5 separate regions of the Homo sapiens genome follow, and regions 1, 2, 3 and 4 are each linked to region 5. Evidence: chromatin loops called from intact Hi-C (ENCODE). Cell type or tissue: mammary epithelial cell. All regions are shown on one strand. Each heading gives the region's core, and the rest is flanking DNA. Links, peaks and the distances in the headings are about the cores only.

Region 1 (6,406 bases), core at 637-5,636, 1.4 Mb after region 5:
TGGTTTTAAAAAGTCAAAATATTTAAAGAAGTATTTTAATGTCAAAGTCAATTAGAGTACTGAAAACTTATATAAAAAATGAATCATTTGCAAAAATATTTCCTCAGTTTTCATACATTTTATGGCAAACCTTCAACACTTATTTATTCCAGATGCTAAGATTAAGACATCTGGTACAGTGTGAGGAAACACTATTTAAAAAGAAAAAATACATTGAATTTAGTTGTGCTAGTAACCAAATTAAGTATAAGAAATGTTATAACAAAACTGAGATTGTATTACATATATGTACTTGTCATTTAAATTGAGGCTTGAATCATAATGGCACCAGAATTTTCTGTTTCCTTCATCTTTGATTCTGACTGTCCATGTCTTGATCATTCAAAACCTTGAAGATAATTTTAAATTCAAATTCAAAACCTTGAGAGCTGATTGTCTGGTTCAGACCTTCAATCTGCTTAGAAAAATGTTGTCCAAAAAGATATATTATTTGTTGAAGAGCATATAGACAGTAAGGGATAGAACAGACAACTTCATCACTGGACTTTTTGCCCTCAAAAGATCTTGTATAAAAATCAGACCTGCTTTTAAAATAAAAGAGCATCCCATGTTTCCACTGCTTTTTATATTGTCTTTACTTACATCATCATTAAGTCAAAAGACATAAAACAGGTTTTGATTGCAGAATAGTAACAACAAACGTTTTCCCATATTGGGCACAAGTCTTCCCTTGGCCTTGTAATAGCCACTTAACAGGTGTGGCAGGAGTACTGTTTTAAGGACTAAAGATTCTTACAGAGTGTGAACAATAACAAAGATACTCAGAGCTCTGTGGGTTTTGTTTATGTTTTGCTTTATTTTATTTAAGATTTCATACTTCTGAGTGCCATTTTTTGGTCTCAAGAAGTGAGGCTAAAGTTGTGTTCAAAATTTGCTACAACTCCTCAAAGCCTTTTGTGAGTGCCTCCTTCAGACTTGTCAACTGAGACAGTTCACCAGTTATAACATGAAGTACTGTCTTTACTCCCAGCCTTCTTCCTTTCCCGGCTTTCTTCCTTCTTCACTCTTGTGCAGTATAGAATTGATGTTGTGACTTGGGAGACTGAAACCTCCATTTTGCAAATTGGTAATATGATTTAATTATCTATATTGCTGAAAGCCATTGAGATACAGGGTGAATTTCTAATATTCGGTAAGCATCATTCAAATATTTTATCTAGATCTCCCTTTGTTGAAGAAGGAATACTTATTAATCTGGAGAAGTTGTGGTAGTTGTTGTTTTTCAAATCTTAATTAAGCACTATTGCCTTTTTGTCCTTAAAAGCATATGGGGAGACAGTTAAATGAGTTTTCAATGAAAAGTGAGCTGATGGCTCTTGTTTAGTACAAGGAAAACCGATGAGCTGTTGGAAGAGTTAGAAGCCATTACCAGAGATAAGGCTCTAAATTAAAGCTGAACTATAAACTTCAAAATTGAGTAAGGAAAAAAAGGATGGGAGAACCATTACCTATCTAATTATGATGCAATTCAGTGGCAAGTATGTAAAGTTTATTTCAAGTACTCTAACTATACCAGCAGAAGTTGTCATTGCACATAATTGTTTCATTAGTTATGACTTGTAAACACATGGAAACATGATTCAACTGCCCCTTTTGCAGTCAAAGAAAAGTGTGGCTTCCCTGATGAAGTGTTGATTCCATATTGAGGTTTGAACTGACAAACCCAGCTTATACTGTACTTTGAAATGCTCCAAGCCCAGATTTTTATTTTTTTAACTACCCTTGTTTTAAATATCTTTCAAAAAGACAACGAGCTAAATAACCAATCTAATAGATAGATAGTGATTTAATTAACCTCAATGATTAAATCTGATCAGTTATTTAGAATACAGTCATTCATTTCCTGGACAGGGAAATGTAAATATAATCTATAGTTTTTCACAGAAATAATTTTGTTGTTGTTGTTGAGACAGAGTCTCGCTCTTGCCCAGGCTGGAGTGCAGTGGCGCAATCTCGGCTCACTGCAAGCTCCGGTTCCCGGGGTTCATGCCATTCTCTTATCTCAGCCTCCCAAGTAGCTGGGACTACAGGCGCCCGCCACCAAGCCCAGCTAATTTTTTATATTTTTTAGTAGAGACAGGGTTTCACCATGTTAGCCAGGATGATCTCGATCTACTGACCTTGTGATCCGCCCACCTCTGCCTCCCAAAGTGCTGAGATCACAGGCTTGAGCCACCGCATCCAGCCAGAAAAAAATTCTTAAGACTAGTAAGAAGACAGAGAGGACAGGCCCAAGATAAAAAGATAGAGCTATACATAGGGACAAGGAGGAAACACAGTAAGTCTTCACTTTAGCATCACCCTCCGGAAAAACCCTGGGCTACTTTCCTTTGCTCATTCCAGGAGGATCTAATTTAGAGTGTCCTTCTTTGCTCATTGGGCGCTTGCTTCCAAGGAACGATAATGGACGGAAAGAGATGTAACCACTAGCCTGGGAAATTTATCACTGAAAAAGGGCAACAAGAACGTGGACACTAATGCAGGAAGACAAACAAACCCACGCAGCCACCAAGAGACTAGCTTCAAGAATCAATTTATTCTTCCCATTCTCATTCACCTCATGGGGGTCAAGACAACTTGACTTTAATAATGCGATTTTCAAACCACTTACAAATCACGCAAACTGTGGTCTTTCTGATACGCTCTTAGGAGAGGGACTGTTTTTTTGCACGGAGGGATTAGCAAATCCGACTGCATGTATGCTTTTGAAGCAGCTTTAAGTTTTAAAAGGGAAAGGCTTCCATCTACTGGATACTTTGAGTAATAAAGACTATGAGAATCCACATGACAGATTTCCTTTTGTGCCGGCAATGCATAACCTGGCATGTTCACTTAGAGGTTTTGTAATTCTTTTAAAATACATTTTGTTGGAAGGACGTAGTTGTTACTGAATACGTTCAGCTTTTACAAAATACAAAGCCCACAATATATCACAAAAGAGAGACAAAAGGAATATATAATTTGCCCTTCTTTTCATTTGGAAACAATTGGATGGAACAGTTAAATACCCAACAAAGACATTCTATTTGTTAAGAAAATCCACAATAAGCATAGCTTTAACTGGAATATGAAGATGGTTGAAACAGAATGGGGTGTTTCAGTCACCTCACTTTTTTTCTTTTCTAAAAATTGTATTACTTTTAATGAGCAAATCTCATCTTCATTAGAGTCTGCCTATTTTGAGTTCAGCTACTTCTATTTAATGACACATATTTTTGCTAATATATTGCATTATATAGTCAGATAAGAACACGGGTCTTTTCCTGGGCATATTTTGTAGATGGGATACATTTGAGCTAAATCATGTAATCTTTGTTCAAGTCAGCACATAAAGATAAAAAATCTTTTTTCCAGCAGATAGATTTTTTAAAAGAATGTAAGAATTAATGCCTTTATTTAAAACAAATTTAGTTAATAAATTTTTTAAAAGTACACAGAGTACAACATTTTAGTGTCTGAGTCTTAATGAAATCTCTTAAATTTATATAGAAGTCAAAATTAATATCAAAATTGTACTGAATATCTTTTATACCAAAGAAAACAAGCAAATTACAGGTTAATAGTGTCAACTTTTAACTATGAGAATATTATGGCAAAAAGGACAAAACTGAAAAATCATGAGAATTTTTTTAATTCAAACTCATTAATATGTAGGACAGTATTATTCGTGGATTTTCCATGTTTCCATAAAGTGAGGTTGAAGAAATAAAGCAGAAAAATCTTAAGACTTGCCCCCTAAACTATAGTAAATATCTAAGGATTTGCAGATGCGTTCTCTCAGCTTTATACCTTCCTTTATAAATTAATAAATATATAATCCCTCACACCTAGAAAAGACTAAGTCTTGCTAAAGCAGATTCCTGTCAGGGTTACTGTAGAACTTATTTTGAATATTCTTAGTACCAGAACCTGGAATATAATACAATGTTAGGATCTACCTAGTTCAGATATATCTTTATAATTCTACCTGCAGGATTACCTCAAAATAGTATTTTTGAAAACAGTGAAATGATGTGCTGAGAATAATAGGCAATGTAAATTGTTCATATTTAAATATATATTAGCTTGGTAAGTATATACAACAAATATTAAATTACAGAAGATACTATGATAATTCCTCTTTGATAAGGACCTAAATCTTTTCATTCAGTGATATCTTTTCTGGGTTGTCTGGGTTCTGTTCATTGTCTTTTTTGTGACCAAGCTTTTTTACACATTTATGGCCCATGCTGATTGACAATGGAAATGTTTATTTCATTTTTGCAACTGAAAATTTCTTGGCATTTACAGAAGAAAGAAAAGAAAGAGGATGGAAAGAAGGCAGGCAGGTAGGAAGGGAGGGAGGGAGGAATTAGCCTTTTCTTTGCACTTGCTCCTCTAACTAAATCAAGCCCAGAACTTCTAAATATAACAATAAAGGAAGAACCGCTCATAGGCTTTAGTCCATACATTCACCTCAAATTATTCAAATGAGACTTCGCTAAAGCCTAGGGGAGAACACAAAAGAAATAAAAATGAAAAGTTACATTGGCGTAGTTAATCTGACTTAAAAATAATAGTTCATTCATTCATCATTTATTATCTAATATGTCCCAGGCATTCCTCTAGGTCCTAGGGATCTAGAAGTACATGAAACAGACAAAATATTTTTTCTTCATTGTACTTCCCTTCTAGTATGAAGACAGACAATAAATAAGATTATGATAGTAGCTGAGGAAATTAATAGATCATGAACAGGAACTGGGTGAAGAAGCAAAGTCATTTTAGATAGGGTAGTCAGAGAAGGCTTCACAGAAAGAGTTTAGTGTTTTGATCATATGATGCTGTGACCTAGAGGAAATCAAAGCTCAATCTCTAAAGACGTGCCACCCTTTTGGAGTGCATTCCTTTTTGGCTGGATTATCTTGGCTTTCTTCCTTGTGACTACATTTATATGACCCTTGTCCTTATGGAGTGCCCCCAACCTCATATACGCTGCTCAGATTTCAGACCCACAGACTATTTTACCTTAAGTTCCCTGTCTGGAGAACGAACACAGAGAACGCCAATTCTCTGTAAAGGAAACACACCACATTTAAGTACAACCCACATTCAAGAGGTTCACTGGGATCGCAGGAGGAGGCTGTTCTGCTATACTTGCTCAATATTCAGATTAAGAAGTAATCATTTATCACAAACGTTACTGAGACTCCTTGGTTGACTATCTTAGGAATGATTTGAGATGTGCAGCCTTGTGCCTTCACTTGAGACAATAAGGAAATACGTAACTAATATTTTAAGTTAGGGAGAAGGACTCACTTCCACACCTCCTGCTATTAGGAAACGCTTGAGCTCTAGGAAATATATTTCAAAACCATTATCCATCTTCTCTGTTGTAGGCAACTAATGTAATGTAGTTTACACATGCACAGAATTGCATTTTATTCTGCCTATGTTTAACAATGCAGACCGCAGATTGGTTGCAACAATTTGCTGTCTTACAAAAGTATGTAACAAATGTGAATTTTTAAGTCACAGATAATTTTTCTTCGCACCCATTGACCAACCTCTCACATTCCTCCCCTCCCGATTCTCTGGTATCGACTCTTCGGCTCTGCTTCTATTAAATTTTTTTTTTAAATTTCACATATGAGTGAGATTAACCCTGATTTGATCATTATACAACATATATAGTATTAAAACATCAAATCGTACCCCATAAGTATTTACAATTACAATGTGTCAATGGAAATAATATAAATATTTTTAAAGATACTTTTCCTTGAATGAACAATTGATCTGCAACATTTTGTCATGATGCCTCTACTTTGGCTTGGATTGTCAAGACTCTTCTCTCTTCATTTAAAATTTGATAAACTGTGACTTTAAAATGTTTCAGGCCCAGTCTCAAGGAAATTTCCTGTTACAGTACGTAAAATGAAACCATAATAACGGCAGTAATTTCAGAGGACATAGAATATGTGGCTAGAAATACATAATGTGTGCTTAATAAATGATGCTAGCCCTTTTAAAGCAGAAAACAAAACTACATTAACTATGATATTAAAAAAACTAAATGTTATGTCATTCGCTCATCTTAGTAAAATGGTTAAAAATTTTGTATTTTCATATGATAATAAAGACATATCATATTGACTAAGGACTACCAATATGTCTTAATAAAATAAACTCACCTTGTAAAATGCTATGTAGCTTTCTCTACTTTTTTTTAGAGCCTTAAACTAGATTTTCATAAACCAGGTTTTATCAAATGTTCTTAACATTTTCTTAATCTTACTACAGACTATCTTTAATAGTAGATATCATGGTTATGAAGCTGTGAATGAAAATTAAGATATTGCTTAAG
Region 2 (6,406 bases), core at 510-5,509, 360 kb after region 5:
GGTGTTTGCCTACATTCTCCTTTCTGGGACCTGTGGTGTCCTTCGTGAGTCCATGAATAGATTCCTGCTTTCCTTCTTAAAGCTCACAGAACTGATCTATTTCCAAGTAGCTGAGGCATACTAAAAGCTCCTAATCTGCCATCTTGGGCAAAAAAGGGTCCACTGTCCAATAATAAACACACACTTTTTGTGTTCTTATACATACATATGTACATACACACATGCATATGTGCATTCATGTACATGTATGTTGTATTAGTCTGTTCTCACGCTGCTATGAAGAAATGCCCAAGACTGGGTAATTTATTTAAAAAAAAAAAAAAAAGAGGTTTAATTGACTCACAGTTCCACATGGCTGGGGAGACCTTAGGAAACTTATAATTACGGCAGAGGCATCTCTTCACAGGGCGGCAGGAGAGAATGAATGCAAGCAGGGGAAATGCCGGACACTTATAAAACCATCAGATCTCATGAGACTCACTCATTATCATGAGAACAGCATGGGGGAAACTGCCCCCATGGTCCAATTACCTCTACCTGGTCCCACCCTTGATTTGTGGGGATAATTACAATCAAGGTGAGAGTTGGGTAGGGATACAGAGCTAAACCATATCATAGGTATACATATACATACATACATTTACATCCTCTTCCTTATCATTACATCTTCTTTACCTCTCCCTTTCATGTTCCCTCTGATTTTCTCACACTAGGGAAAATGGAATTACGTAGAAGGAAATTGCGAATGTTCAGTGTTATCAAAACTGCCACCTAAATACTAAATATAGACATTAACAGGTCAGAGTAGAAGAAAAGGATAATATTTACACGACAATATGTAAGATGTATTTTATAAATTGACATTTATTTGTAAGAAAAGGCTCTTATTAATTTAGTAAGTGATGGTTATACTATTAACAGTATAGAATATGTACTGCAAATTGAGAGTCCATATCATACTAAATGTCAAAACAATAGAGGCAATGCTATTAAAGATGAGAGTTATTGAAGAACATCAGTAATAATATTATTTATAATTTTTAAAAGCACTAGCCAATGCAATTAAACAAGAAGAAAAATAGGTATGAATACCAGAAAAGGTAAAATTATCATCAGTATTAAGTGATATGTTTAATTATTAGCCAGTGTAATTAGTCAAGAAAAACATGAAAGCTAGAAAAAAGGAGTGAAACTTAACATTATTATTAAACGTTATGATTATACCTATGAAACACAAGAGAATAAATTCAAGAATTGTTGCAAATGGTAGGATGTTTATGTGGCAATTAAAAATTATGGGAATATAGAATAACTAATAGCAGAAAGAGATGGTCAGATTGGCTTATCAAAACATTCAGAACCTATACAAAAAAACATTAAAAGTACTAGGAAATGATGTAAAAGAAATCTGCCTTGAATTAATAGAAGTATGTAACCCATTCAACTGTATAAGGGATTATATTGTAGATGTGGCAATTTTCCCTAAATCATTAATGATAGAATTAGTAACATTTATAGTACTTACCAGTAGCCAGGCATGGAGTTAAGTTTATACTTGTTTTTGTTTCTCCATTATCTTTACAATTCTCTTATGAAAAAGTGAAAGTATTATGACTATTTATATAGATGAGACAACAATCACAGAAAATTTAGCTTTCTCATGTTCACACAGCTATTAATAACACAGAGAACCTAAATATGCCATAGTCTCTCCAAGTTGTCAGATTTTATTTTGTATTCAACAATAATTCATTTAGAATATAAGATTAGTTAAGAAAAGTTAGGAGGAGTAATGTGAACAATTAAATTTGTTTGATATATATTTAAATGCTAACATATCTTGCATAGGTCTAGAAATAAAAAGGCAACTTAATGAAACAGAATGGAGAGATAAAAAATAGACACCAGTGCATGCACTTCAGAATATGAACAATTTCAAAATAACGGGAAAAGCTTCAAAAATCGTGTTATAATGATTGGGTATGTCAACTAAATTGTATATCATTACACCAAATGGAATCACATGCAAATGACACTTATGTGTAAAGAGTGAAAGAAAGTCATGAAAATAAATGTTTATGTGAATTTATAAATAATCTTGAGTGGGAAAAGTCTTTCTATGAATGAACCAGTATCCAGAATTTACAAATAAAGACTGATAAAATTTGTTTTAAAATGATTTAAAGCTGCTAAGAAAAAAAAACCTTATAAACACAATCAAAATTCAGAATACGAGCAAACATACAACAATTTAAAAGGTAAAGTTTATTTTTCAACACTTTACAAAGAAAATTTCCTTATTAAAAAGCACTCACAAATTAAAAAGAAAATGAGCCAATGGTAGTTCGCAGAAAAAGATTAATGAAGGCCAATAAAATATTTTCAACTTCACAAATAATGAGGTGAGATTCTGAAACAGAAGTTCCCTAATCTCACTCGCAGGCACGCGATGGGGGTGTGGCTCATTTCTTTGGTGCTCCGCTGCGCATACCCCTAGGGGAGCATGCAGACGGGCAAGTCCTGAGCATCGCCGACCCCACAGCACCTTCGAGGGTTGAGTGTTTACAAGCCCCCGAAACCCCGGTGGGCGTGTGTTACCATGCCACTCTCAGTGTTGCCCTCTGCAGGCCGCTTGTGTTAGTCAGCTCAGTTAGACCCTCTCTGCCTTGTCGCAAGGACAGAGGGCTTTCTGTATCCTGGGTTCTTTATGTAGTGTCCAGAAAAATTGGATCACACGTGGGGTTGGAGAATGAGTGCAAGGTTTTTTAATGAGTGGTGGAAGTAGCTCTCAGCAGATGAATGGTGAGCCGGAAGAGGAATGGAGTGGGAAGGTGGCCTTCCCCGGGGTTTGGGCCATTCAGCTGCTGGCGGGGCTCTTCTCCGACCACCCCCAGCGGAATTCCACATAGTCCTGCTGTCGATGACCTGCATTTGCTGGTGCCTGTCGGTGTGCTCTTCTGCTCTTCTTGACCTCCAACTGCTTGTGTGTTCTTCGGCTGGCATGTTTCTCTCAACATCCAGCCACTTGTGTTTGTGCCCGCTATGGTCTCTGTGTTTCTGTAAGCACAGGATGGGGGCATGGCAGGCCAGAGTTATCTTGGACATCGCAACATTTGGGTGTGAAAACACAACTGTCTGTCCTCACCTAGGTCCGTGGGCACAGGCCCGAGGGTGGAGCCCTCACCAGGGACCCCACCTTTCTATACCCAGCACTTCCCTGCCCCCCTCCCATATCAATTCCGTTTGTCTCTCCTCAAATTGTCAGATATTAAACAGTATTGGAGAGGTTGTGAGTGAATGGACACTCACAGGCTGTTGGAGGGATGGGCTACTTTCTGGGGCATAGTTGGTAAAACCCATCACAGTTAAAAATGACGTGTCTGAGCCCTTCTACTTCTAGAATGGATCCTAGAGATAGAGCCTCACGCATGTGCAAAGATTTGCTTGTTGCAGTAATGTTTGTAATAAGTCAAAATAGTTTAAAAATGATGGAAACTGAATTATAGAGTAGTACACAGATATTATAAAGAATGTGCCCTATATGTGTGTGTCTAAACACACACATATATGGATATATGGATGTATATACCTTTTAATTTATGTGCATCGGTAGTCTTGACTTATCCATTGTTTTGCTTTCCACTGCTTTAGATACCTGTGGTAAACCAAGGTCTGAAAATAAATTTAAAATTCTGGAAATAAACAATTTATAAGTTTTAAATTGGACACCATTCTGAGTAGCCTGATGAAATCTCACATTGTCCCATTCCGTCCTGTCTGGGACATGAATCAACCCTTTGCTGAGCCTGTTCGCTCTGTATATGTCTCTGCTGTTAGTCACTTAGTAGCCATCTTGTTATGAGATCAACTGTCATACTATTGCAGTGCTTGTGTGTAAGTCACCCTTAATTTACCAAATAACGGCTCCAAAGAGCAATAGCAGTGATGTTGGCATGTTGTTATAATTGTTCTATTTTATTATTAGTTATTGTTGTTCATCCTACTCTGCCTGATTCATAAAGTTTATCATAGGTATGCATGTATAGAAAAAAACTTAGTAAATGGAGGGTTCAGTACTGTCTGCGGTTTCAGGCATTCATAAGGGATCTTGAAATGTATCACCCATGGATAAGAAGGGGCTACTGTACTTAAATTTATATACTTATAATCTGTTTTATATAAATAGCTACATATAAAATATTAGTATCTATATACTTGAATGTTATACAAATTCTTAGAAAGAATGAAGATTCTAAGATTACAGTTGTAACCAGCAGTAATAATTTCTGGGGTATTGCTGAAGCTTTGCGTCCCATGACTTGTAGTTTTATTCCTATTACTCTCTGGATTTCTTTTTACCATAAGTGTATGTTCATTTTTGTAATTAAAAATCTAGTTAAACATTGATTCTCTTTTCATTTGACTCAAGAATATATTGATCTTACTCTTCAACTTTAATTAAGCTTCTAATCTGTATTCACAATGGTGGGTTTTATCATACCCTGGAGAGACAGCAGAGGGGATCTTTATGATCTTATCCAATGACCTCATTTCTTCATACATTATTAACTTTGTCCTCTATCACTAATGATAGAAAAATTATTTTTTATTGAGAACCTGCTAGAAGATAGACATTCTGTTGAAGGGTTTATCTGTATAATATAATTTAAGCTTCACTGCACCTATTTGGAATGGTAATAAGAACCCCATTTTATAGATGATAAAACTGAGACTCAGATGGTTTTTGTAACTTATCCCAAAGTAGTTGAATAAGAATGTAAGGCAGAGCTAATGTTCCTTTCACTAGTTTCTACTGCTTTCCTTGGTGAGTTATTTAGGATTTTTGTGTATCAGTCCACTCTCATCTTATGGGAATCACTCTCCATTTCTTGTTAACTTTTTGATTTATTCTCACTAATGAATACAACATGAGAAGATACTTTTAAAATCATTTGAAATACAGACTATAGTATCTCAGAGGTTACATCTCAAGTAACTTCAGGGACAGACAGATGAATGCAGTGGGAAGGAGCTAAACTGCAGGCCAGTGTAAACATTTCTGGGGTCCAACTTAGCACCATGACATGCCACGTGGGACCTCTCCACAAAAAGAAATGGTAAAATAGTACCTAAGAATCCTATTTTCACATGTTTTCTTATATTGAGAGGCCATATAGCATGATGGTCAGGAACATGAAAATGGAGTAGGGTAGACAATGGATCAAAATCCTGGCTACCTCATTTACCAGTTGTGTGGCCAAAGGCAGGTTGCTTACTTCTGCAAAGCTCAGTTTTCACCTCTGAAAAATTTTAGCAAATTGATTTCTTTTTAAAGAAATATCTATCCTTGCATTTCTATTATTCCTTTCTTAACTCTAAAGTCACCTTACTCTCTATGCAAAATCCATAAACAGGGACCTCAGTGTTTCTAATTTTCAATAGATTGCTTTGTTCAAAATTGTTAGCTATTTATTATCATTATTATTATTTTTTATTATTGATAGTATTTTTAGCTAAGGATTTTGGTAAGAAACAGGCTAGCCTTGAACTTCATCCAGGCAGAGATGTTGTTAGTACCAAAAGGATCTTAGAGTATGGCTGTTTCACAAAGAAAGCATTATTGAAAATTAAAGTTCAAGAAACATTGCCTATATGGTTATTTGTGGGTATTTAATTTTTAAAAAGTGATTTACTCTCCGAAAGTTATTAAAGAAATTTGGTGGCACTGGTTACCAAAAATCTGTCACAATTAAAGCAGTTGTATCTGAGTAAGAATCACTTCATTATAGATCATCACTAAACTGTCATTAAGCACCTGCTGTGTTATTAATAATAATCCAATGAACAATACCAATCTCCTTATTTTGTTTATTGTGCATTTCTACAACTTTAAGTGACAGAACTTTTTTCCATGTCCAGTATTCTTTGTAGAATAACTACTGAGGACAAGACCAAGGCATTTGCTTTAAAAATTCCTACATATTATCCCCCTATGTCCTTTAAAAGCCTCATTTTGTACCTTGCATGGAGTAGTGTTTTGATAATTTCTTTAGTAAAACTAATGACACACTTCAGTGCTACAAATTTTTATGTAAAAGAAATACAGTATTGATTCTATTCAGTGTTGCCCATTTGTGAAAATATAACCTGATGATGTTCTAGTTAATTATCATATAGTTACATAAATGTAACAGGAAAAATGCCATTTTCTATAGTGTTCACTACGAAATTTAGCAGATCTAAATCTAGATGTTGTTTTACATTTTCCTTGTCTTTGTTGTTGGTTTATTAGAGATTCTTTGAAAGTCTTAGCAAAAAAAGAAAATTTGTGTTTTCTCAAAAAATAAACAAAGTTGATCTCTGTGGATTTATTTGACAGAGGTTTAAAGATCCACTAATACTGACT
Region 3 (6,406 bases), core at 921-5,920, 240 kb after region 5:
TCAAAAGTTGTTGGTGATCAAAAGTGCATTGTTGATCAAAGAAGGCTCAAGCATGAGCAGTCCTGTAAATTTATCTATCCCAATTGAGACAGCTAAAAACCCTTGACCTGCTAAATGGAAACTAGTCTATGTGATGAAATCTTTCTGTATTGCTGTCTACTGAAGTTACGGTTTACCTTGCCTAAACATGAAAAGTTTGAGTTTCCTATACTGAGAGAACTAAATCTATTGGCCAGTCAGATGTTTCTCATCCTCCTTACTCCACATTTTGAGTTGTTCTATGACCACTTTTAAATAAGTAGTTTGCCTTTATTAAAACTGTCTGGTTAAAGATTATCAAGCTATAGTTTAAATTTGTAATGAACTCCACCATATTGTAATAAAGTAACAATTGGGAAAAAAAGGAAGCAATCTTGGGATGTAGAAAGAATGTTCCAACCATCTTGTGAGGCTCAGTTTTATGAGTAAAATACAGCTGATGAGGCTGGATATAGAATTGGGATTTGGGCCAGATTTACAGATAAGAGGAACTGCAATGACTGTATTTAATAATTTATTCAAAACTATTTATTGAGTGCCTCTGATGGGCCATGCATCTTGTTGGATGTAAGGATACAGTGATGAACAAGATCAGCAGGGTCGCATATTCCAGGAGCTTATTATTCAGTTGATGGGGAAAGGCATACTCTATTTCATGTGAAAATTCCTTGTAATGTTGAAATAGGGTAATATCTGTAAAGAGTATAACAAGCTGTATTTGCTCAACAAACATTTTTTTTTCCTTTCTGCTTTGCATCTTTGTGTACTGGATATCTATTTGTGATCAGTTGCCAAGAAGATTTAGCATTCATGCAACTTTCTTTTTGACTGCTGATTGAATGTAGGTCATGAACTTATCAGTGATGTAGAGAAAAAGATGACTACACAAGTGTACTCTGTAACTCATGAGAAATAAAAGAGAGAAGCATGTGTCCATAGTGGGAAAGCAGCCATTTCAAAGGTAGACATCCAGATAAGTCATGGGATAATTCAGAGAGATTAGAAGAAAGTGGTTCAGAATCTCCCCCCACTCAATCAATTGATTATAAGTAATATAGATCCCCTTGCTAATATCATAGTGGTATCCTTGGAAACTCATAGTTCTGATGGGAATGATAGGAGCCAAATTTCAAGTTATTAGGTTATTTAGATTCACCTCCAGGGTCTTCCATCCTTTCTGAGAAAGCATCACTTTAAGGAGAAATGGAAAATGAGAGATTACTGTCAGAGAATGACTGCAGGCTCTTTAAGCCAGTGACGATGTCTATGCAAGGTAGGGTTGGCTAGGCTAGCAGATAGATTTAAAATATACTAGATTAAAAGGCAGTAAAATCTTTCAAGCTGCCATTTGAACCACATTGTTCTAGACTTATTCCAACAATTACTGTTAAAGACTTAGCAAGTTCTGCTACATTAACTCTTTGACTTGGTTCACTTCTGCTATGCAATACACCGCTTATGAACTGCTTGATAGCTCTGGACCAAAGGCTGTGCCTCCTTGACCTGGGCTTATCCTTATGTTGCACAGTGAAAGAACTGATTTGTCTTACAGTGTCAGTGTCTTCATTCCTTATTCACTTAACAACATTGGCTTTACCGAGTATTAACCGCATGTCAGATACTCTTCTAGACACCAAGGATACAGCAGTGAAAGAAACAGACAAAAACACCTGCCTTTGTGGATATGATTTTGTATTGTGTGTGGTTTGGGATAGGGAGAAATACATAAACATAAAAGTTAAATTTTATAATATTTAAAATGTGTAAAACATAGATCAAAGTAAGGGGATCAGGAGGGATGAGGGAGAAGAAATCTTAAATGGGATGGTGATATTAAGGTAAGAGTTCAGCCAGACTTAAGAGAGAGTGTGTCAGGAAGATATCTAGAAAGAGTATTCCAAGCAGAAAAAAACAAGTGAAGATGCCTGAGGCAGGAATGCGTCTGGTGTGAGAGAAAATCATGAAGAAAGTGACTGTGGCTGGAACAGAGCAAGAGGGGAGAAATGAAGGAAGGAGGTTAGAGAAGGACTGGGCTCAGGTTTTGTAGAGTCTTGTAAGCCATAATAAGACCTGTCAGTTTCCACTTTTGCCTTGCCATGTATAATGCCTCTGTTACTTGGCAACCATCAATCTTTTGCACTTGTTTCAACACCTAACAAGGGTCAGTTTATGATACTTGATTATCTAAGCATATGGAAAGAATGGCGGGAAGGCAGAAAGAGAAGGGTTCATGGTCTCCACAAAGTTGCTGATTGGTTAGACAAATTGCTAAGATTGATTGTTGGCAATTGATGAGTGGTTTGTAGTTGGTTTTTGCTATCTGAAGGCGTGAATGCACCCCACTGGCTGTAGGCATGAATCTTTGACATGAGATAAGGAGGATGACTGGAGAATTTCCTAACTCAGGAGCTGCCAGAGAGACTCCAGCTTCTGTCAATTGAGGTATTCTACATCCACAATGCTGACAGGTATCAGTCACTTTTTAGCCATTTGAACATGTTCAAAGAGCCATTTCTTGGTACAGGGTTATTTTTTTACTTGTTTGACCATATGTAGTTTTAATTTTAGCAGTTAATTTTCACATTTTTCATCCATTTTTTGGAATGTTACCTTTTGGTCTTTTATTTTAAAAAATCATAACGACATTTTAATCCTTTGCTTTTAAAATGAGGAACAGGAAGCACTAGCATAAAGGGAGAGTTCTAAGGATCCTATTCAAACCCTGAAAATATGGGACACCCCTTTTTCTCCTCCCCGAAACTCTGTAGGGCTTTTGATGATTGGAAAAACATTTCGAATCCCAGCCTCAGATAAGGAAAGGCAATTTCAAGAAGTCAGCCCCCCTGGGAAGAGTCACACTTCCACTACAACTAAATGAAACAGAGAAAATAGCTGAACACTTGGAAGAATCAGCAGCTCTTCATTTTTCTAGTAACATATGCTACCTAGATACCCATAGATGTTTTTGTATTTATATGACGATGCCATTGTTCCAGGAACAATGTTCAGACCCCATAGCTTATACTAACACTAAATTCAGAAAATGTCAAATGTAGTGAGATGAATATAAGTTGATCAGTTCTGACCATGAGATTCAAATTCTACCTAGGGATGTTAGGTAATTCAGAAAATGAGGTAATGTCATGTGTCTTTAGTGACTTAGAGTATGCTGAGGTGACATCAACCCACAGAAACACAAATTAGAGCCAATGAATCAATTACAGCTGAGAGAGGCTGGGGCCTCTCTCAAGTCGATTGAAAGTTGTGGCCTTTGAAAGGACAGTGAGGCCAGAAGAAGAGGCATTTGCAAAGCAGAGAAACATTTAAAAACATTTAATCTAAAACATAAAATGTCTTACCAGTCATTCTCTTCTCCATTTCAGCCTCCACTCATACTGCCATGCTAGATATTTTTTCATGGCCTGATAGCAATTTGGATTATATTTTCCATTTCTGGGAAGTTTGTCTTCATAATAAAATAAGGTCCCACTTGTTTGAAGCCAAGTGCATGGTGAGACAGAAAGGAATGTCTCTTCTAGGCAACCACCAGGGGGTAGTCTGGATCTGATTTTAGAGTAAGTGAGGAGCCCAAACTGAGGTGGGTTTGAGAATTCAGGGTTTTTTTTGGTGTGTGTGCCCATTCTTGGTTTCGGTCTTTAAACCTTGGGAATCCAGTTTCAGGACTGCGTTATACTTTGGGCATAAAGAAACTTTCCAAAAGCAATTTGTCTAATCATATTTTGAGAGGCTTCTTGACTTCTTCCTCAACAAATGGCTTTTTAACATCTGCACTGGTGAATCTAGGCCTGGGGTCCCAACTAAGCTCTCAACCCTCAGAACTTCAAACCTTTCACCTTCAAATGACCCCGAGATTAACAAGCTGATTTCCTTGAGGTCACAATAACCTGGAATAAGTCTCCAAAGCATAGATACCCTTAAAAAGCCAGAGGAAACAAATTAGCATTCTGAGTGGGAACTGTCCTATCAGTCACTTTGCCTCTTAAGGACAATTAAAATGTGGTCAGGCTGGCCGGACGCGGAGGCTCAAGCCTGTAATCCCAGCACTTTGGGAGGCCAAGGCGGGCGGATCACGAGGTCAGGAGATCGAGACCATCCTGGCTAACACGGTGAAACCCCATCTCTACTAAAAATACAAAAATTGGCCGGGCGTGGTGGCGGGCGCCTGTAGTCCCAGCTACTCGGGAGGCTGAGGCAGGAGAATGGCGTGAACCCGGGAGGCAGAACTTGCAGTGAGCCGAGATCGCGCCACTGCACTCCAGCCTGGGCGACCGAGCCAGGCTCCGTCTCAAAAAAAAAAAAAAAAAATGTGATCAGGCTGAGAAGCCAAAATATAATTCCATAATTTTAATTAGAATATGACTTTCACTGTATCTGATTCATCCAGATAAGTCAGTTTTATTTCTTATTTATTTTATTTTTATTGAAAAATTGGAATGGTAAAAATTTCTAATAGTACTGGAGGCTAGAAAATAAAAAGTAAAATACATTTCTACTCCATAGTCCATCTCCCTTTTCCAGAGATAACCACTACCAATAGGGTCTTGTTTATTCTTCTAGAAAAAAATGTATACATAAACATATATATTCCATTTTTTAAACGAGTGAGAACATCTCATGTACACACATCTGTGTTTTGCTTTTTCATTTTATTTTTACTATATGTTTTTTTGGGAGGTTCCTTGAGAAAATGTCTTTATGATTATGGTTGAGTATACATCTTGGCAAAACTGCTAAGTCTGTGTTTACGTGTATTTGAATTTTTGTTTTATTGAGGTATAATTGATATGTGAAAAATTTTCATGTTTAATGTATATATTTTGATGTATCTGGATATATGCATACATCTGTGACCCCATCATCACAATCAAGATACTAAACATATTTTAGTTTTTGTTTTCATCTCCAAAAATTTTCTTGTGTTTTTTTTGTGTTTTGTGTGTGTATGTGTGGCAAGAATACTTAACATGAGATCTCCTCTTAACATATTTTAAAGTGTACAGTAGCATGTTATTAACTATAGGCACTATGATGTATAGCAGATCTATAGAACCTCTTTATCTTGCATAATAGGACTTTGTACTCATTGTGCACCAACTCCCCTTTCCTGTATTTTAATTTTTTGATGGATATTACCAGGTTGCCTGCCAAGGAGACTGCCCCAATTTCTACTCTGATTATCATAATTTGAAAGTATTCATTTCTCCGTACCATGGCCAATACAGTACTTTCAAAACTTTTGATCTGTGACACTATATTGGATAAAAGGTATATCCCACTGTTTGAGTTGGCATATCTTTAGTTATAAGTCAGTTTGAATATCTTCTGACCTGCATATAAGCCTTTTGTAATTCCTTTTCTTAGGTTTCATCTGGATTATCATGTTGCCTTCTGGCACCTTTGAGGACAAGAACAACACACAGTCTTTGAGGTCATATTGTCATTGGTGTTGGCAATGACATTTAGCAGCTGTGTGTAAACACAGTATTGTTTCATTATAAAACTGTGGTGAAAGATAAGGGTACTTTGATTGTTATAGTGGGAGAGAAACATTATACATCCCATCTGACAGGCACTTGATTAGTATTGTGATACCACACAGTCTATGCTCTGTAAAATGTTTGCATTTCCCTTTGAAATGGATTTTACTCCTTTACTCCTTAAATAAAAACATTCCTCATAATTCTTATACCATAAACTGCTACAAACAGCCAGATTTATTTTTGTCAACTTGTATTTGAAAATCTTTTGCAGCATTATTTTAGTCTTACGAAAAAGCAAATTGGTCATGATTAACATTTAGAAATATCTTTTTAGTAAGCAAACATTTTCATTCAGTATATTCTCTGGCAATGCCTTTTTGAGCTGCTTGGCTTATAAACACATAATATACACTAATTGTGGAAACCAGGAAGCTGGTATTCTCTCTTATTTTGGTAGAAGCTGCTTTGCATAGGTTGTATTTATTAGCTATGCTGGTGACACACATCGTCTGTGACTAATGTGGAAATGCTGATAGTTTACAAGCAGCAGATAAAATAGGCCTTAGGATGTGAATAAATTTAGGATCAGTACATATTTTTAAAATCCTGCTAAAAACCAAGATAAAAATAAAGAAGCAAAGATGGTTTTCATTATTATCATGACCAGTACTTTTAAAATGGTTTTCTTAGTGAGGAATAGCAGCCTCAGGGCAGGGGAAATATAATGGGATTAAAATAAAACTAGTGCCATGATCTTAATGTCTAAATAGATTAATTTTACCGACACAGGAAGCTATAATATCATGTCTCTGGTAATAACTGGAACATTCTTGGCCATGTTTTTGGAATTTACACGAGTGGCATAC
Region 4 (6,406 bases), core at 1,005-6,004, 590 kb after region 5:
TGTTTAATATAGCTAATATCCTTTTTGGAGTATGGATTCTCAGTGCCTGATAGTGCCAAAGTCCTCAGTAAACAAACACCTGTAGAATGAATGAGCGAATTATCTTACTGGATGATTAATTTGGCAGGATTGATTAAGGAGGTGGAGAGTTTGAAGGCAGGGAACTGACCAATTAGGAGTTAGGAGACTTTGCAACAGCTAGGAATGGGAGAGGATGTGTTAGATTTTGATAGGAATAAAGAAATGTCATTTATAGTAATAGGTTAAAAAGAGAAGTAGAAATAGAGTTTTGGGGAGATTACAAGTTAGGTGGTAGGAAGAGAGGGAATTTCCTGTCTGGTTTCTTCTGTTTCCTTAATGAAATATGAGAAAAAGGGCATGTGATGGAGGATGGGAGGATAGAGAATAATTGAAGTGAGAGAGGATGTGAAATGGCAATTTTATAGAGGGAGAAAGGGAAAATTCTCCCTAGGAAATTGTAGTAGCATCATGTGCTGAGTCCCATTTTTGTTTGACAAATAGTTAAATAATTGAAATAATTAAGCATGAATTCCATTTTTAAAAACTCAGATCTATAGGATATCAAAAAAGATCAGGTTCAGGGCCAAAAGATATGCTTTTATACTTCCTTTACTCCTTCCCACTTCTCTTTACACAGTATTCAAGTGCTCTCTTATCCTCCCCACAAATAACTTACTCTCTTGTAGGGTTTAGTTTTTCCTTACCTTCCACCTCCTTCTCCACTCTTTATTTTTTAATTAGTAACTATTTTTTCCTCTGAGTTCTTAGTATGTGTGTCCCACTATGGCCAGTCTTCTCTGCTCAGAATTTGGTTCCAGGTGAGAGGCTCAGAGTCTGGGAAAGAAAATCTGTGGGGTTTGCTATTGCAAGGGACTAGTGGTAGTAGGTGGGTTAGTCTATGGACATTCCCACCTTCATTTTTATCATGTCATAAAAAATAGTACATATACTCTCCCTGCCTTTTAGAACAGTAGGTCTCAACCATGAAACTGTATATGCTTACCTCTATGGCTTTTAAAATATTCAGTGGCTTCTTCAGGAATTCAGATTCAATAGACCCTGAGTGTTTTCAAAAGCCCAGGGGGTGAAACTAATACGTGCTCTGAGTTAAGAATTACTTTTCTTACTCGATAAAAGGAACCAGAGCTTCTAGGAGAAGTGATTGACTTCAGCGCTGGGACAAGAAAATATAGTATGAGGTTTGAAACCCTTTATGGTGCCAGAAAGCAGAGAAATGTTCAGAAGAGAGAGGTTTGTCAGAGAAACACAAGAGACAAACCTGAAGGAACTAATGGCCAACACTGGAACAATTCGAGTCAGAAAATATTGATAGTATTGAATTTTACCCATGGAATCAAGCAAATTTCCATGAGTCCTTACTACTATAAATGAATAATTGAATAAGTAAATGGGAGCTACAGATAGCTCTTCCTCACAGTAGAATTTCCATTAATGTAGAAGGAAAAGGGAAATAGAGAATCACCATTAGGCAGACATCATAGTAACACATATTGTAGATAAATATCCACCAATGTGTGCTAAAATCAGTTGGCAAAAGTTTGAAGAGAAAGAGGATGTATATAGTTTCAAGGTATCTCCCCTAGGATGCTCATCAACTACAGAGAAGAAAATAGTAAATTTGCAGTGGAATAACCAAATACACAGTGACTGAAGTGACCAAGGTAAACATCCCCAATAAGAAGACATATCAATAGCATGAAACACTTGATATGATGCACTGAGCAGGACACAACATGATTTAAAAAATGATTCGTGCCAGAAATGAGTATCATCTTTATGGTGCTGAGAAAACATGGTAGCTCAGGACAGTCACACATTTTCTTCTTCCTGGATATACTGCCCTCAACTCCAGACCCCTGTCCAATACACACACCCTGGCCCTTCCTTTGGTAGGTTCTTATTTTTTCAGTGTTCTTCCAATGACTTCAGACATGTTATCTGACCAATCCAAATATGTTCTTCTATTGTTTTTCTCATAGTTCTTTCTTCGTAGCCCTTATCATAATGAAAGTCACACACAATCTGTCTCCTTGTTTAGTGCTGTACTGCATGCTCTTTGATGGGAAGGACCATGTATATTTGTTCATCCAGGATACTTGATACCTGACATGGTTTCTGAAATGCGTATGGAGACTATAAAGATTTTATAAAAATGAGAATGAATAAGTGGAGAAACAAACAGAAGAAAAATCCTGTTTCTGAAGTAGAAATCCAAAATATACTAAGAAAACAAAGTCACAAGACATGGGCTTGAATCATGTCTGTTACTGACTTTATGTGACTAGGCAAGTATATTTTAAACCTCTTTGTATTCTAGGTACTGCTAAATTTATAAAGTAAAGGGTTTGTATGAGTTCTTAGTATTGGAGAAAGATTATTATTTTAAATTATAAAATTGTTATTTGAGTTCAATAACTAAAACTAGAAGTTACTGAACTAGAATAACTATAAATATCTATTAGATGGTGAAATATCTGGTATCTGGTTCTATAAATGTTTAGTGGGTTCCTAGAACAATAATTAACTTCTCTGAGCCTTTTCTTATCAGTCCCAGAGATGGAAAATGGGTTTCATATGAATTGAGAGCTCTACTGAAAAGGCTAAGAGCCTTGCATTGACTCAGCACAATACAGTACTGTAATTGGGTACTGTGATTTCTGACTTGGGCACAAAAGGGTGCATAAGACATATGCTAGCCAGATCATTTCCATCCTTGGAACAAATGACTTACTATATTCTTTAAATTTCTGCTAATTATGTCATTCTATATATGTTAAATTGTTGCTAAGCCATAGACTAAGAAGTTAATGGGTAAGTCTATTGTGTCCAAGGCTCCTAGGACTTTTAGAAACCCCTTTAGCTTAACTTTACTACAAATTGCTGCTATTTCACACGTCCAAACAGGATTCTGTTGATAAACTGTAAAATCGATATTTTCCATTTAAACGGCTTGATTTAATAATTCACAGGGTTGATAATGTTTATTACAAATTTTGATTGTTGATATTGTTAGCAGAGTTAATCTATCAATCCTGCAGGTCTAACAATTTCCTTTGAGTTCTGTGCTGAAATGAAAACAACTGGGCACAGCATGCCATAACACACCAAGTTAAAAGGATCAGGAAGAGTCTAAATAGGAAATTACAGTCAACAGGATAGTACAAGTATTCTTAGATTTCCAATTGGCTAACAATGATGGATTGCAGCGCCACCTGCTGGTCAGAAGCATTGTCTTTTTTTTCTTTTTAACTGTTTTATGATTTTGTTGCCCTTTCATGGGCTTTTTGCTTGTATGTCATCTATAAATGTAGGGTTTATTTAGATAAAGTTTCTTCTTCAATCAGTTGACAAATCAAGCCATTCTGTTGCTAGCTCACTTTTGCTATAAAAGATAGAGCAATAGGCTTCAATGGGAAATATTTCTTGTGATTAAAAATTCTCAACCTTATTTTTTCTCCTATTTTGTATTACAAATAGAATCCCCCTGTAAGAAGCTAAAGTTAGAGGAGTCACAAAAATGGAGTGACAAGGCACCATTGGAATCCATTACATTTTATTCCTTTGGGTTTGTTTTAGCACTTCAAGTTTAGTATTATTTCTTAGGTAAATCCAGAATATCTGGAGTGTTCTGGACATGTCACAAATTATGGCTAGCAACCCAGCAGCATATAATGTGGCCTGAAGATCTTCGTTTTCTTAGAGTCTGACTGCTTTGATTGGCTATTACTAACTGCAGATGTGGTCCATCTTTAATCTCTCTCCCTGTAGGGCTGGCAGCAAAGGCACCAGATGCTAAATTAAACTATTAAACATATGATGATGTTAATATGAGCCAGACATCTTCCTGTCTTACTAGAAAAAAAATTTACTCATTTAAAAATAATATTTAACAACATATTTGAGTTATTTATTTTAATGATCTTTGCACATATAATTTTTATTTCAGGCAGTAAGGTACCTTAAGGAATGGATAATTGTTGCATCTGTTTCTCCAGAGGTCATAAAAATAATACAAACACTAAGCAATTCAGGCTAGTGTAGATCCTAATTGGTTGGGAAGGTTAGCAGCTAAATTTTGTGATCTCAGGGCATCATTTGAGGTTCATAATTCTTCAAAATTTTCTGGTGACCAAAGAACACAGATATCTTTTCAAGCTTAGTTTGGGCTTTCAAAATTTTATGAATTGTTGGCTTCATTGAGAATCTAAAGATTTATTCAAAAATGCAATCTGAAGAAATCAGAACTCAGTCTGACCTCAGGAATGCTTCATTTCTTTATTTCTTTATTTTCTGGTCAGAAAAGGAGAACTCATCAGAGGTTCCCATGGAAGAGTTTTATCTTAATGCTCGAAAAATAAAAGTAAATGCTGAGAGGTTGGCGCATTGGCACCTAACATTTTCCTGCTATTGACTGCCCTACTGCTTTTCATTTCTCTTATAATTTATTTCAAAGACATTTTCTCTTCTATTTTGATTATTCCCAAAGTGATTTTAGAACCCTTTTAGTGGTACATTATTATCTTCATAAATTATTAGAATATAATAATCAAATCTGAATAATTTCCTTTCCGTAGACAAAAGTACATGAACAGAAGAGACCATGAGATATGTAAATCATAAATAGGTTATTTTGTTGATGAATATGAGCTCATGGAGATAATTGAATAGAGATTTCTTTTAAATTGCACATTTTATTAGTGAATGTTTATACATTCCCTATAGCTCCCAAAATTCCTTTTGGTGCATGACAGATTTAATTTTAACCCTATTTTATACTTTTAAAACATGTTATTATTTTACTTTAAAGGAAGACAGTGATGTTTAGGAAGTACACCTGAAAGCGCCATATAAAGTATCCTTGTAAGTTATATTTGTTCTATGTTACAGATGTTTTAAAGCATAGTCCTTCTTCTGAAGAGCTCCAAACATTCTTTTAACTCATTCTAATTTTTCATTAGTGTTTTCATTCTAATTAATTTACACAGGACCACTATGGTAGTGGATGATAAATACCATTAGGTTTTTTTTTTTCCTAATGGAAAAGCTTTACCATAAAGTTTTAAGTTGCTTGCCTAAGTTCTTATTGTCCAAAAACATAAACTACATCAAATTTTTAAAAGACTATTTTTGAGTAGTTTTAGGTTCAGGGCAAAATTAAGAGGGAAGTACAGAGATATCTCATATATCCCTTCCGTCTACACATGCACAGCCTTTCTCATTATCAACATCCCGTACCAGAGTGGTACATGTTATAATTGACGAACCCACAATGACACATCATTATCACCCAAAGTCCATAGTTTACATCAGGCTACATTCTTGGTGTTGTACCATCCTGTGGATTTTGACAAAGGCATAATGACATGTACCCACTACTATAGTATCATACAGAGTATTTTCATGGCCCTCAAAATCATCCGTATTCTGCCTATTTGTTCCTCTCTCCCTCTACTCCTGGCAATCGCTGATCTTTTTTGGTCTCCATAGTTTTACCTTTCCTAGAATGTCATATAGTTGGAATTATATAGTATGTAGCCTTTTCAAATTGATCTCTTTCCCTTAGTAATATGCATTTTATGGTCCTCTGTGTCTTTTCATGGCTTGACAGCTCAGCTCATTTCTTTTTAGTGCTGAATAATATTCCATTGTCTGGGTGTACCACAGTTTGACCATTTGCCAACTGAATGATATCTTAGTTGCTTCAAAATTTTGGAAATTATGAACTAAACTCCTATAAACATCTGTATGCATTTTTTTGTATGAATATAAATTTTCAGCTTCACTAGCTAAATAAAAGAGGAGCACATCATGCCTGTAATCCCAGCTCTTTGGGAGGCCGTGGTGGGCAGATCGCTAGCTCAGGAGTTTGAGACCAGCCTGGCCAACATGGTGAAAGCCTGTCTCTACTAAAAATACAAAAAATTAGTCAGGTGTGGTGGCACGTGCCTGTAGCCCAGCTACTCAGGAGGCTGAGGTGGGAGAATCGTTTGAACCTGGGAGGTGGAGGTCGCAGTGAGCCCAGATCGCGCCATTGCACTCCAGCCTGGGCGACAGAGTGAGGCTCTGTCTCAAGGAGAAAAAAATAAAGAGAGAGAGAGAGTGGCACAATAAGTGAGAGTGTGAGAAGTGAGGCACAAAACTAAACTTACTCATATGCTAAGAGTAAGTTTAGTTTTGTAAGAAACCAGTGTACTGTCTTCCAAAGTAGCTTTACTATTTGCATTCTTACCTGCACTGAATGAGAGTTCCTGTTGTTTCTGTTGGTGGTGGTGTTTTCATTCTGGATTTTGACCATCCTAAAAGGAGTATAGTGGTATCTTGTTGTTTTAAATTTGCATTTCCCTGAAGACATATGTGGAGCATC
Region 5 (6,406 bases), core at 778-5,777:
TCTCTCTCCCTTCCCTTCCCTTCCCTTCCTTTCCCTTCCCCTTCCTTTCCCCTTCCCTTCCTTTCCTTCCTTCTGTCCATCTTTTCTTTTCTCTCCTTCCTTCCTTCTTTCCTTCCTTCCTTCCCTGCCTCACTTTCTCTCTCCCTTCCCTTCCCTTCCCTTCCCTTCCCTTCCCTTCCCTTCCCTTCCCTTCCCTTCCCATTCCATTCCTTTCCATTCCTCTCTTTCCTTCCTCTCTACAGGGTCTTTTTCTGTCACCCAGGCTGGAGTGCCGTGGTGTGATCATGGCTCGCTGCAGCATCTGCCTCTTGGGCTCAAGCGATCCTCCCACCTCAGCCTCCGGAGTAGCTGGAATTCCAGGTGCATGCCATCATACCTGGCAATTTTTTTTTTTTTTTTTTTTTTTTTTTTTTAGTGGAGATAGGGTCTCAGTATGTTGCTCAGGCTGGTCTCGAACTCTTGGGCTCAAGAAATACTCCCTCCTCAACCTCCCAAAGTGCTGGGATTACAGGCATGAGCCACCGTGCCTGGCCCATTCCCTGGGTTTTCTTTGTGCAGCTACCCTGTCATCACTCTAAGTCCAAGTCATGGGGGTGAGGCTGACCCTGACCTTGGCTCCCAGGATTCTCATATGGCACAGGATTTGGCCATGAGAAACTTATTGCTTTGTACTTTTGATGAAGGTGAGAAATAGGTATGCTCTCTTCTGCTGGGACTCCTAACTGGGCAGAATGGAGCTGGAGCTGCTAGTAGCTAATTTTGCCACCACACTGGAAGAAACTGCCTGAAAAGGAAGCCAAGCAGAGGAGAGCAGACCTGAGAGGTGAAGAGCCAGATTCCTGACTACAGTGTTGGACTTTTGGACCCAGCTGTGCCAGATGCGCTTCAGATTTGTAAGTCCACATGGACCTTTTCTTCATAACGAGTTTGAACTAAGTTTCTGCTGCTTGCAGTTCCCTGCCAAACATAGCACCTAAGTCACAGCTCCTGGTGGTGTATTGGGAAGATGATTAGTTGAAGAGCTAATGCCAAGGGATTAATGTCTATAAAATGGGCATCCTAAAATAAACCTAAGAACTAAGGCGGTCTGGCCTTATTACATTTGGGGTTGATGCCAGGAAATACCAGGGTGCCTCTGGTCATTAACATCCCTCCCCTCATGCATCAAGTCCTCTCTCTCTCTCTGTCCCTCTCTTTTAAGTTTACATATTGGTTCAGGACAGAAATTGGGGGGTTTAACACTTTGAACTTGTGAGAGGGCCACTTCAAGATGGTTTAGCACACCATGAGTGCCTGGTTGCTCATTGGCAGGTCCTGTGCTAATAAGCACACCTGCCTGAAGTGTGCTTACACCTTGGCTCAGCCAGATTGTCTTATTATTTAGATGATGGCTAAAAAGTAGGAGGGGGTGAAACGGTAGCTCCCATGATAGGAAAATGAAAGCCTTTCTATATTTTTCTGTCTCTTCCAAGACACCTATTTTTAGGAAGTATGAAATTGGCAGGTATGTGCTGTCTTCCATTCTTTATACCTGACGGCTTCAAGGATACAGGCCAAACTGCAAAGTGTTTAGAGAAGAAAAATGCAAATGTATGCCTTAAAAAATTAGTCAGATAGGGGAGAGATTTGGAGATTCAAATGTGTGACTCTTGCCTTGTTAAACGTAAATGTGAAACATGATTACTAGCTATAACCAATTGGAAAGGTGTGGCTTCCCAGAGGTTCAAGAAGCAACTCCTGGCCACAGTTGCAGGAAATGAGGTCGGAGTGTTGTGTAAGGAGGCTGGCTGGCACACCACCTGGCAACCACTGCCAAACATTAGAAATTGGCTCTTGAAACTAAACCTGTTTGAATCACTGGCCTGAGTCAGCCTTGTTCACTGCAGCCCTGTCAAGGGGGCCAATACTGGGGCTCAGATTTTCCATGTTTAGGATCATCCTCCTTGCGTTGTCATATTGTTCTCTTTCAGGTGCTAAAAGCATCTTTCAAGTTATCAACATGTTCTTCTTTTAGTGCTTCAGTTTGGGGAACAAGATTTTTAAAGGTAATGTTGCAGACCTGCAATCTGGTTCATTAACCTCTCTTGGAGACTGGGTGTGTCTCGCTGTGGCTCCTATGGCACACTTATGTTTAGCATGCCAAAATGTTAAAGAGGATAGATATATATACAGTATGTATATGTCTATGAGTGTGTGTGTGTATATATATATAAATATATATATAAATATATATAAATATATATATAAATATATATAAATATATATATAAATATATAAATATATATAAATATATATAAATATATATAAATATATATATAAAAATATATATATATAAATATATATATATAAATATATATATATAAATATATATATATATTTAGGTTCCCAGAATTGGATTATAGTTCTTTGTTTATGATACATTCTCGATATTAGTTCATGCATGGACCATTTTTATTTGTTTTCTTAGTGTGACTATTCATCAAATATTTCTGGCCCTTGGCCCTCTGGGCATGTGGCTCGACTGCATTTCCCTATACACTCTGAAATTTGGTATGGTCATGTGACTTGCTTGGGCTGACAAAATGTAAGCAGAAGTGATGTGTATCATTTCTGAGCAGAAGCACTGAAGCAAGTGCATGATCCGCCATACACCCTTCCCCCTGCTATGGTGATCATGGAAACATTTTCCAACCTGGGTCCTTGAGTGGCTATGATGAACAGAGTCCTCCGGCTGATCTGCACTGGACATGTAGTATGGTCAGAAAATGCACTTATGTTGTGTTTGAGATTTTGAATTGTTGGACGGCATCACCTCGCCTACCTGCTTGTGGCAGTTAATAAGCTATTGTTTCTCAGTGCCTAACCCACCCTTCCCTAATCCCGTGTGTCTGGAGCTGGGATTTTGCTCCTCACGTGCCTCCTTAGCCAGCTGCTCCTGTTATGTTTCGCCAGTAGGGGGCAGCACACACAGAGAGACCAGAAGGCAGGAATAGGGCAAAGGGAGGGGCTCTTGGCTTTTCCCTGTTCTGCTTGCTGTTCCTGTCAGCATTGCTTCATCCATGGCTTCTCACCCTGACAGTGTCAGTTGGTTCCAGTTTCCAGCTTCTTCTGGCACGTTCAGGACTAGTTTTATTGTTCCCTGCCAGAGGCACCAGCGCAAGATGGGCAGGCTGCCCCTCTCAGACTCCATGAGGTGCCTTGTCTGAGTTTCCAGTTTCTGATAATCCTGGCCTTTTTCATTTTTCTAGCCCTAAGAGTGGTAGCTGATTCTTGTTACCATATATATGCTACCTTCATGTTCCTTTTTTTGCTTTTGAATTCCTCAAAGACTTATTTAACCCATTCCGTATGTTATCTCTGTTAAAATAATTAGTATGGTTTCTGTATTCTTGCATAGATCCTAGCTGATACACAGATTGATATAATTATCTTTTATTTTTTAAACATTTTTAAAAAATTTTATTATTGATTTATTTTTATGCAATAGAGATAGAATCTCACTGTGTTGCCCAAGCTGGTCTCGAACTCCTGGGCTCAAGTGATCCTCCTCCCTTGGCCTCCCAATGTGCTGGGATTATGGCCATAAGCCACTGCACCTGGTCTGTATAATTATTTTTAATAATGTAAGAAGCACTCATGAATTTGCTAACCTAAAACCAGGTCTAAAGGCAGTTCCTTGTAAATGACCTTTATTTAACCGTATAGCCTTTACTCCCTATTCCATTTTCCAGCCTCTTCCCACAAATGCTAATTGGTGGCCTTGATCCTATGTTTATCACTCCCTATTTGTCCCTTTTATGTAGTTTTTATTATATTTATAGGCATGCCTAACCCTAAAAATTATATATTTTAATTATAGTTGTTTTAGTTTTATGAAAAGGATATATATGGTATGTAATATTTTTACTTTTTAACTTAATTGCTAGAATTTGTCTATTATATATTGTTGTTTATTGCTTTATTTGTTTTTGAATTGCTGTGTAATGTTCAATTGGGTTAATAGCCTAAAGTATATAATTTGAAGTAAATTAGGAAAAGCAAACTCTAGGCTTCATATGATTTCAGTAGCAAGTCATGGAAACCAAGTAAATTAGGGAAAGCAAATGCTGGGTTTTATGTGATTTGAATACCAAAAGTTGATACTGAAAAGCAGCCCTACTGGTCTTTCTGATGTAGTTGATGACCGTATACTCTGGACTCATAGATCAAGCAGCGAGTGAAGAAAGAGTACACATCTCACTAAACATTTACATTTGCTAATGGGGTTTTTGTCTTTATACAATTTAACTTTTTATTTAATTAAAAACTAATCCAAGTGTGGAAAGAGAGTCAACACAGAAGGAAGATTAGATGGACCAGATAATCAGATGCCTCACTTTTTAAAGTTGTCTCTATGAATCAATGTCATCCTTAAAAGAAAAGTCATTTTCACTGAAGCTTGACGGCACATCATTTTCTGTGGGTTAGATGGGTACAAGGAGTTCATAAACTATAAAGCACTGGAAGTTACTAATAATTACAATTAATGGTAGTTACTATTCATTACAATTAATAGTAATTACAAAAACAGTTAACAAAAGAACTGAAAGACAGTCTTTCTCAGAGCAATTCTAAAGCCTTGCCAGTTTGTCTGAAGGCACTTACGTGGCAGAGCTTCCTTGCCCAGTACCAGCCAGTGAATTCCAGTGTTCTGAGAGAGAACTTGCGAAGAGATACTGAGCAAATAGTGAATAATAAAAATAACAGAAGCTAACATTTATTGAGTACCTATTGGGAACCTGGACCTGCTAAATGATTTATATGCATCATTTCGTTTTATCCACATAACAGGGTAGGTACTATCATTGTCTCCATTTTTATAGATGAGGAAATCAAAATCAAGAGAGTGTAAGCCACTTGTTCAAAGTCATGCAGCTATTAAATGGTGAAGCTGGAGTGTAAACCTAGGTCTATTGATCTCTGGAGCCTGAGTTCCTAATCTCATAATTCTTAACAAACTTCGGCCAAACACAAGCTCTATATTTTTGTTGTATTTGATACATTTTTTTTTTATAGTCATGTCAACTTCAAATTGTCTTTCTCAAATACTAGAGAGGCAGGGAGTAGAGCTTATATAGGCTGGACCACAAAATGCAAAGCTGTCTGAATTTTAACCTTATTTCTATATTCAATCACTTATTCATTCACACAATTATTCGTTCAACATTTAATGATGTGCCAGAAACTGTGCAGCTCCAAAAGAAAAATGATTTGTTCCTTCCAGGTGCCCTTAAGGATCAAAGTTAAGCCATACCTTTTCTTACTCTTAGGATACCTTTCCACGTTTGACTATGTCTTTACTTTTGATTTATTTTGGGTTAGTGGAGAGACACTGAATAGTTTTATGAAGGAAAATAGCACAATCAATGTTATATTTTTACTTTTTTAGAGGTTGCTTCTCTAGCAGCTGTCTAGAGGATGGGTAAAAGAATCATGAACTTAAGGCAAGGGACCCTTAAAGAGCCACTGAAATTGAAGGGGTCCAGTAAAAGATGATGAGGGCTCACATTAAGATGGAGCAGTGAGGACAGCTCAGAGATAGTCTTGTGCGTTGGTAGAGAGAAGGGAGTCAAGGATGACTCTCAGGCTCTTGACTTGGATAAGGAAACAATAGTGACAAAGAGTCAATTACTGAGATAGGGAATATACAGCAAAATAGACTATGGGGTAGAAAGAAGTTAATGAGCAGTTTGCAATGTGTTGAGTTTGAGATACCTAAGTCCATCTAGATATATGTGTTCATGAGACAACTGGTTATGTTATCTGATACATTTATATATTATACATAATATATATATGATGTATGATATATATAATTATACATGATATATTATGTATAATATATATTATAGATTACATATAAATTATATATATAATATATAATTATATAATATATAATATTATATAATATATTATATATATTATACAATTATATAATATATATAATATACAATTATATAATATATAATATACAATTATATAATATATAATACAATATAATATATATTTAATATATTATATAATACATATTTAATATATTATATATTATATGTTATATACTAAATATATAATATGTATTTAATATATACTATTATATATGTAATATATTATATAATTTATGTAACATATTATATATTATATATGCAATATATTACATGTTACATATATATTACATATAATATATGTAATATATAATATACACTATATTATTATAGTATATAATATACTATATTATGTAATTATATAATATAGTATATTATACACTATATTATATTATCATATAATTATATATTATATACTATATTACATATATATTATGTAATATAATATGCAATATGTTACATATATAATATATATGTATTATATA

Evidence for each region. A loop is a pair of places that touch in the nucleus more often than their neighbours do. Peaks named below come from ENCODE experiments on the same cell type or tissue, not always from the same donor. Only the 100,000 strongest peaks of a DNase experiment are listed, where the experiment ranks them.
Region 1: a loop joins it to region 5, with 11 times the contacts of the local background. A loop is called at or near these places in 10 of 110 quality-filtered maps.
Region 2: a loop joins it to region 5, with 8 times the contacts of the local background. A loop is called at or near these places in 4 of 110 quality-filtered maps.
Region 3: it touches region 5 in a loop (22-fold over the local background); 4 of 110 quality-filtered maps call a loop at or near these places.
Region 4: a loop joins it to region 5, with 21 times the contacts of the local background. A loop is called at or near these places in 15 of 110 quality-filtered maps.

Annotation. Positions count from the first base shown.
Region 1 is chr2:154,373,041-154,379,446 of GRCh38, forward strand. All of the region lies in intron 9 of GALNT13 (polypeptide N-acetylgalactosaminyltransferase 13), which reads left to right. Among named protein-coding and RNA genes, the nearest start is that of GALNT13-AS1, 81 kb to the right of the region's middle. In mammary epithelial cell, for the core only: a CTCF peak has its summit at 2,807 (motif pointing left); no DNase peak of the experiment used is centred there.
Region 2 is chr2:153,284,726-153,291,131 of GRCh38, forward strand. It overlaps a transcript of GALNT13 not described here. Among named protein-coding and RNA genes, the nearest start is that of RPRM, 190 kb to the right of the region's middle. In mammary epithelial cell, for the core only: no CTCF peak of the experiment used is centred there; no DNase peak of the experiment used is centred there; H3K27me3 peaks cover 120 bases.
Region 3 is chr2:153,159,671-153,166,076 of GRCh38, forward strand. It overlaps a transcript of GALNT13 not described here and the pseudogene ATP5PBP4. Among named protein-coding and RNA genes, the nearest start is that of RPRM, 320 kb to the right of the region's middle. In mammary epithelial cell, for the core only: a CTCF peak has its summit at 3,590 (motif pointing right); no DNase peak of the experiment used is centred there.
Region 4 is chr2:153,516,221-153,522,626 of GRCh38, forward strand. It overlaps a transcript of GALNT13 not described here. Among named protein-coding and RNA genes, the nearest start is that of RPRM, 41 kb to the left of the region's middle. In mammary epithelial cell, for the core only: a CTCF peak has its summit at 3,256 (motif pointing left); no DNase peak of the experiment used is centred there.
Region 5 is chr2:152,923,100-152,929,505 of GRCh38, forward strand. No RefSeq gene overlaps it. Among named protein-coding and RNA genes, the nearest start is that of ARL6IP6, 210 kb to the left of the region's middle. In mammary epithelial cell, for the core only: a CTCF peak has its summit at 2,953 (motif pointing right); DNase peaks (open chromatin) are centred at 1,802 and 2,972; H3K27ac peaks cover 1,269 bases.